Linked DNA regions of Homo sapiens: region 2 is linked to region 1. The links are chromatin loops, found by intact Hi-C in ENCODE. Cell type or tissue: IMR-90. All regions are shown on one strand. Links, peaks and the distances in the headings refer to the core of each region. The heading gives the core; the rest is flanking DNA. Region 1 overlaps NCK2 (NCK adaptor protein 2). Region 2 overlaps NCK2 (NCK adaptor protein 2).

What was found. Peaks named below come from ENCODE experiments on the same cell type or tissue, not always from the same donor. Only the 100,000 strongest peaks of a DNase experiment are listed, where the experiment ranks them.
Region 2: a loop joins it to region 1, with 5 times the contacts of the local background. A loop is called at or near these places in 14 of 110 quality-filtered maps.

The regions. Positions count from the first base shown.
Region 1 is chr2:105,865,474-105,868,384 of GRCh38, forward strand. All of the region lies in intron 3 of NCK2 (NCK adaptor protein 2), which reads left to right. Among named protein-coding and RNA genes, the nearest start is that of NCK2, 120 kb to the left of the region's middle. In IMR-90, for the core only: no CTCF peak of the experiment used is centred there; a DNase peak (open chromatin) is centred at 1,518; H3K27ac peaks cover 971 bases.
Region 2 is chr2:105,799,649-105,802,559 of GRCh38, forward strand. The region is part of intron 1 of NCK2 (NCK adaptor protein 2); the gene reads left to right. Among named protein-coding and RNA genes, the nearest start is that of NCK2, 56 kb to the left of the region's middle. RefSeq lists silencers at 913-1,002, 1,023-1,082 and an enhancer at 1,273-1,442. In IMR-90, for the core only: no CTCF peak of the experiment used is centred there; no DNase peak of the experiment used is centred there.

The sequences.
Region 1 (2,911 bases), core at 109-2,608:
CAGTTCCTGCTAGGCATCAATACTGGCGACTCCCACCCACACGACTGTTGAGGTTATTTGCTGCCCTTGCGCTAGCCCCCAAAATGCTAAGGGAACAGTTCCCCAGTTCTGCCTGGACCCTAGGGATTCACGTCTTTGTAACTTTTCCTGGTTCCTTAATGTTGAGGTGAGCAAGAGCCATTAATCAAAATAACTGAGAAGCTGAGTGTCATAGGAGTATACTCCTTTTCCGTAATTGAGTTTAATCTGGGAGCAGTTTTGTCAGCACACATGTGCCGCTGCCGCATGAGTCATCTTCAGCATCTTTGTCATCAGTTTCTTTGTATGGCACAGTTTTCTGCAAACAGATATTCCTCAGAATCATAATCTCTGAAATGCCTGAGTTTTATAAAACTATTAATCAGTTGTCTTCACTCTTAAAGACAGAGATATTATTATTATTATTATTATTATTATTTGAGACAGAGTTTCATTCTTGTTGCCCAGGCTGAAGTGCAATGGCAATATCTTGGCTCACCGCAACCTCCGCCTACCAGGTTCGAGCAATTTTCCTGACTCAGCTTCCCAAGTAGCTGGGATTACAGGCATGCGCCGCCACACCCAGTTGATTTTGTATTTTTAGTAGAGACAAGGTTTCTCCATGTTGGCCAGGCTGGTCTCGAACTCCTGACCTCAGGTGATCCACCCACCTTGGCCTCCCAAAGTGCCGGGATTACAGGCGTGAGCCACCGTGGCCAGCTGGGATATTACTTTTAAAATTTGGAAACTATAGAAAAGCATAAAAGAGAAAAGCAAATGCTCCGTGATCTTATCACTCAGAAGTAATCACGGTTGACATTGTGTCTCTTTTCCCAGTGTTAATATAAGTATATAATCAAGATCCTGTTACACAGATGGCTTCTTGCTGTTGTCAGTACTAGCTGTCACAGTGCAGTTCATCTGTAACAGCAGTCCCCAAACTTTTTGGCACCAGGAACTGGTTTCGTGGAAGACAGTTTTTACATGGATGGTGGCAGGAGGTGGGGGCGATGGTTTCGGGATGAAACTGTTCCACCTCAGATCATCAGCATTAGATAGATGCTCAAAAGGAGCTCACAAGCTAGATCCCTCACAGGCGTAGTTCACAATAGTGTTTGCGCTCCTGTGAGAATCTAATGCTGCACCGCCTGACAGGAGGCAGAGCTCTGGTGGTAATGCTCGCCAGCCCACTGCTCATCTCCTGCCGTGCAGCCCATTCCTAACAGGCCACAGAGGTACTGGTCTGTGGCCCCGGGGGGTTGGGGACCCCTGGTCTAGAGAACATCAGGCTTTTCCCACAGGGTACTTGGTCCTGACACAGGCTGGAAATGAGATGTACCCAGTAATTTTTGGTATATATGCTTCCTGGGTGTTGAGTGCTTGGGATGCTCAGTGTGGCTTATATATTCTGTGAGTCATGTAAAAGGAGAAGCTGATTCTTTATGGTGCATTTGTCTTAGAAGTAGTTTGTTTTTCTGAGTTGAATGTTCTTCAGGAATGAGAAAATTCCTGTTAATCATCCTACATACCATTCAGACATGCTTTCTAAACTAAGCCGCTCTCCAAGGAACCACTTTTTCCTTTCAAATCAGTACAAAGCCAAACTGTTCCCCTTAAAATGTTTGTATGTAACATAAGGGGAAGAAAATTCAGCTATCTTAATTCTATTTTAAATGTTCCGCTTCTCCAACAAATTGTTTATCGTCTCTTTATCACGCTAAGACAAGGACTCTGTGGGTTTTCAGAGATGCATTTAATACTTCACGTTTACTTTTCATGTCTCTGTTGTATAATTTACCATTGTATGAACATGAATTAAATATAATGTATCAGAATTTAGAATTCATTAAAATTCTGTCTTGCAAGATTGTTCATAATAGGAAGGGCCCACATAACATGGAATCTTCGGCAGTAGTTGTGGTGCCAGACACCCCAAAATAAATGTGGGTTTGTTTTTGTGTATCTTTAGCTTCCAAGTATTTAGAACCAAAAATGTAAAACAAATCACAACAGATTAGTGGGAGGATACTTCGAGAGAAAATAGACACGGATTGTCTAAAAAGATTTCTAATGGAGGACAAGGCAGGAGAGACCCTGGGAAGTGAAGGTGGGGTCCGTACCCTTGGAATACTAAGGAGAATCAGGTGTGGAGTTCACAGTGGGGTGTGTGGGATTCACATTGCTGTGTGCGCTTGGCTGGGTGAGAGCCAGTCGTGTCCTGGTGAAAGGCAAAACATTAGGCAGAGCATTTCCCAGGAACTGGCATCTTGGTTGCTTCTTACTAAGATGATCTCACCCTGCTTCAGCTTCCTAAAGATCACCCCTTCCTAACTAATTACTTGAGTTACTCAAGCGGGAGTCTTAAGTTTACGAATAAAGAAACGTGAACCAAATATGCCAGGGAATTAGAGAACCATCTTCCTAGCATGTTTCTGTCTGCATTTACCCATACGGTGTGCTTTCTTTTTTAGGTGCTATCCATATGTCCAAAATGTTCCTTTGCTCTATTCCATTTTAGTGTCTGTTTCCTGGAAGCAGGTATGAGGCTACTGAGAGAGCGCTCGTTTACTGGCTTGATGTGTGAAGCTGCCTGCCTGCAAGCAGGTGGGCATCTGTAGGGCTCCTGCATGGCCCACGTGCTGCCTTGGTGTAACCGATGGACCTTGGCAAGTATGGGTGGAGTTGGGTGTATTTCTGCACATCAGCCTGCATTGACTCATGTCAGTTTTTGCCCAGAAGTCTGTCCCTATGATCAACTCCTCCAGGCTGATGTGGGTTTTTCTTTATAACTTCCCCTTCCGTTTGGGAATTCACAGATTTTGGGCACGCACTCAGGTTGTCCTCAGTGACCCCCACAGCTGTGAGAGCCACCCAGAGGGCAACTGTTCATAAG
Region 2 (2,911 bases), core at 236-2,735, 66 kb before region 1:
TATATGAAAGCCTATAAAAAGCTAATTACCATGTTTACATAAATGGTACAATAGCAGCCCAGAGGTCACTGGGTTGTTTTGGCATGGAGGGATGCTTCCCTCTACCTCAAGCCTAAAAGTGGTTAAGATAGATCCATTTCAAGAAGCCATTGGTCCTTACCTGGCCTTCCCCTCCGCCATCTTGCCACTATGTTCTTGGCTATGGAGACAGGATCAGGGAATTTGATTGAAAATCATTAATGACATAACTTTTTTTTTTAACAGTGAGAGAAACACTCAAACACTACATTTTGCAAAGTTTGTAAGAATCCCTCCCAAGAGTTTCCTTTGGTCAGCGTAGCTTCTGGTAATAAGGAAATCTGTCATTTGGAAACACCATCTTTGTTCATGTGGTATCATTAGATGTGTCTTTGCACCAGCATTTGACAGAGACCATGACAGTTTTCCTCCTGAGCCCTTACTTTGTGAGAAGAGAGGGTCAGTGCAGCCATGTAGCCTGGCTGCACCGTATAGTCTGGCTCTCCCTGGTCTCCGGCACGGGGGCCACATGCCCAGGGTGAACACCAAGGAAGGGATCCTGAGTCCCCAGGCTCCGGTTCCAACTGCACACCTTGTTCTCTGTCCTCCCTGTGCACGCCACCTAATTCTCTGCTGTGAACGGGGTAATGAGGTGTTGTCTTGTTGTAAAGATTGATTGAGATAGTGCATAAAGAGGGCCTAGTCTGGTCTGTGGTACCCAGGATAGGGTTGGTAAATGATTGCCATTAGCATTCATCTGTTTCCTTTCCTCTTTAGAGCATGAAATTCTGAGGTGCACAGTTCCTGAGCTTTAAACTTGAGTGCTGGAGGCCAAGGAAAATAGAATACAATTCAGGATTACGTAAGAGTGGCATATGTGTGTGTGATTAGCCCATAGAAGGCGGAAACCCAGCTGACATGGGGTTAGTCTCAAAGTTCTACTAAGGCCTAAGAACAAGAAACATTCATCCTGTTTTTGGTCTGTTTGAGATAAATGGACCGAGAGAGTGGGTTTGGTGCTTGGTTTCTGATGGGACCAGTTGCAGGAGCACAGTTGATCAACTGTCATGAACGTCTGTGTTTTGTTTTGTTTGTTAAAAAGAAGAATCTTGAAAGTAGAGGCTTCAGAACAAATGTCGTGAAGAAGGAATTGAAGCTCAACATGGGAAAAAGTGAGTGGGAGAGCACCTTGCTGCTTTTCAATCCAAGCTCGAGGTTCCATGGGATTACATGCCTGTCCAGGTGGTTGGCAGAAGCCCCTTTAGTATTCTTTGAGGGGTCTTGAAGGAGAGGAGAAGTGTCAGAAGATTGGAGACAGGCAAATGTTCTAATTTTCTAAACGCAGAAAAAAGCAGAAGCAGGGAAGAGATACTTAAACAGGTTACTGAATGGAGGTGAAAGCTGGGCGTGCTGAGCCCGTCAGCATTTGTTCTCTTTGATGCAGTGTGGCTTGATGTCTGCAGGGTGTCTGGTGAGGTTGGACCCTCTTAGGTGAGTGTCCCATAAATCTGTGGTGTTAATATGCCTCCTTACCCTGGGACCTCCCCTCCAACCCTGCTCACTGGCTAGAGGCCTGCCGGGCTGTCATCTCCTTGGGGACAGGACTGTGATCATTTGCCCCCTTGTTGGACGTCATTGTAGGGATCCCCCAGCCCCAGCCCTTACGTCTGTTGACCAGCTCACTCGGCTTGCCTCCCCCCTTCCCCATGTCATCGTGTGCACCAGCACGTGGTTGAGGGATGTGCTTTTTTCTTTTTTTTTTTTTCTCCTCACAGTCTATTTACACAAAACCAGTGCACAACGTTAACAGATAAGAAGAAAGACTGAGGGACAAAGCATGACAGAGACCTTTGTCACGTGCTGGCTGTAGCAGTCGAGTGAGGAGAGGGGCCCATGGCACAAGGAAAGCTGGAGTTAGGGGGAGGGATGGTCTGACCTGCATCCGCATTGTCTTGCTGCCTCCTGCTTGGCTTCTTACCTACCCTGTGAGAGCAGCCTCGGGATTGTTCTTTGGCAGGCTCATCTCAAGGGCTGGGTGTTTGGGGACAGAGTGGCCCTCGGCTCAGTCCCTTTAATAATGAGAGTCATTTTCGTGTCCACTCGGGGGAACAAAGTGACATTTTCTGTGAGTGTGCACCAAAAGCACATGGGACTTTACAGGGCGCTTTTTAGAGTATCTGGCTCTAGAGTTAGTCGTCTTGCTGAGAGAAAGTGATGGAGCTGGCATTGCATTCCAAAGCCAGTGTGCATTCACCAGCTCAGGCTGCAGGCCCATCTCCCTGCATGGAGAACTGTTTTGTAGATTGGTAGCGATTGGACAGCCATGCCCTGTCACCTGCTGGTTCAGTGCTCCTCCAGGAAGGCCTCAACTGCCTACTGCCTTTGACCATGATTTGTACAGCAGCTTGGATGAAGAGCTGGAAACCTGCTTATCAGATTTGCAGACGATGCATGGTTAGAGCAATGGGGACCATCTGGGAGTGAGCCAGGATTTAGGACTCTTGAGAAGCTGAACAATGGACGGAAACTGATGTGATGAAGTGGAACGGGAAGATGTGCACACACCCTCTACCTGTACTCAGAAATCACTTGCTCAAATGTGGTGTGGGAGGCTGGGCCCACTGTGCAGGGATGGTGCTGTCTGCAGAGGCATCCTTAACATGCCTTTAGCATTTGCATTTCCATTTTCCATGGACATCTGTCTTAGTCTGTTTGCATTACTGTAAAGGAATACTTGAGGCTGGGTCATTTATAAAGAAAAGGGTTTATTTGGTTCACGGTTCTGCAGGAGGTACAGGAAGCATGGTGCCAGCATCTACTTCTGGTGAGGACCTCAAGCTGCTTTCCACTCATGGCAGAAGGTGAAGGGGGCCGATGGGTAGAGATCCCATGG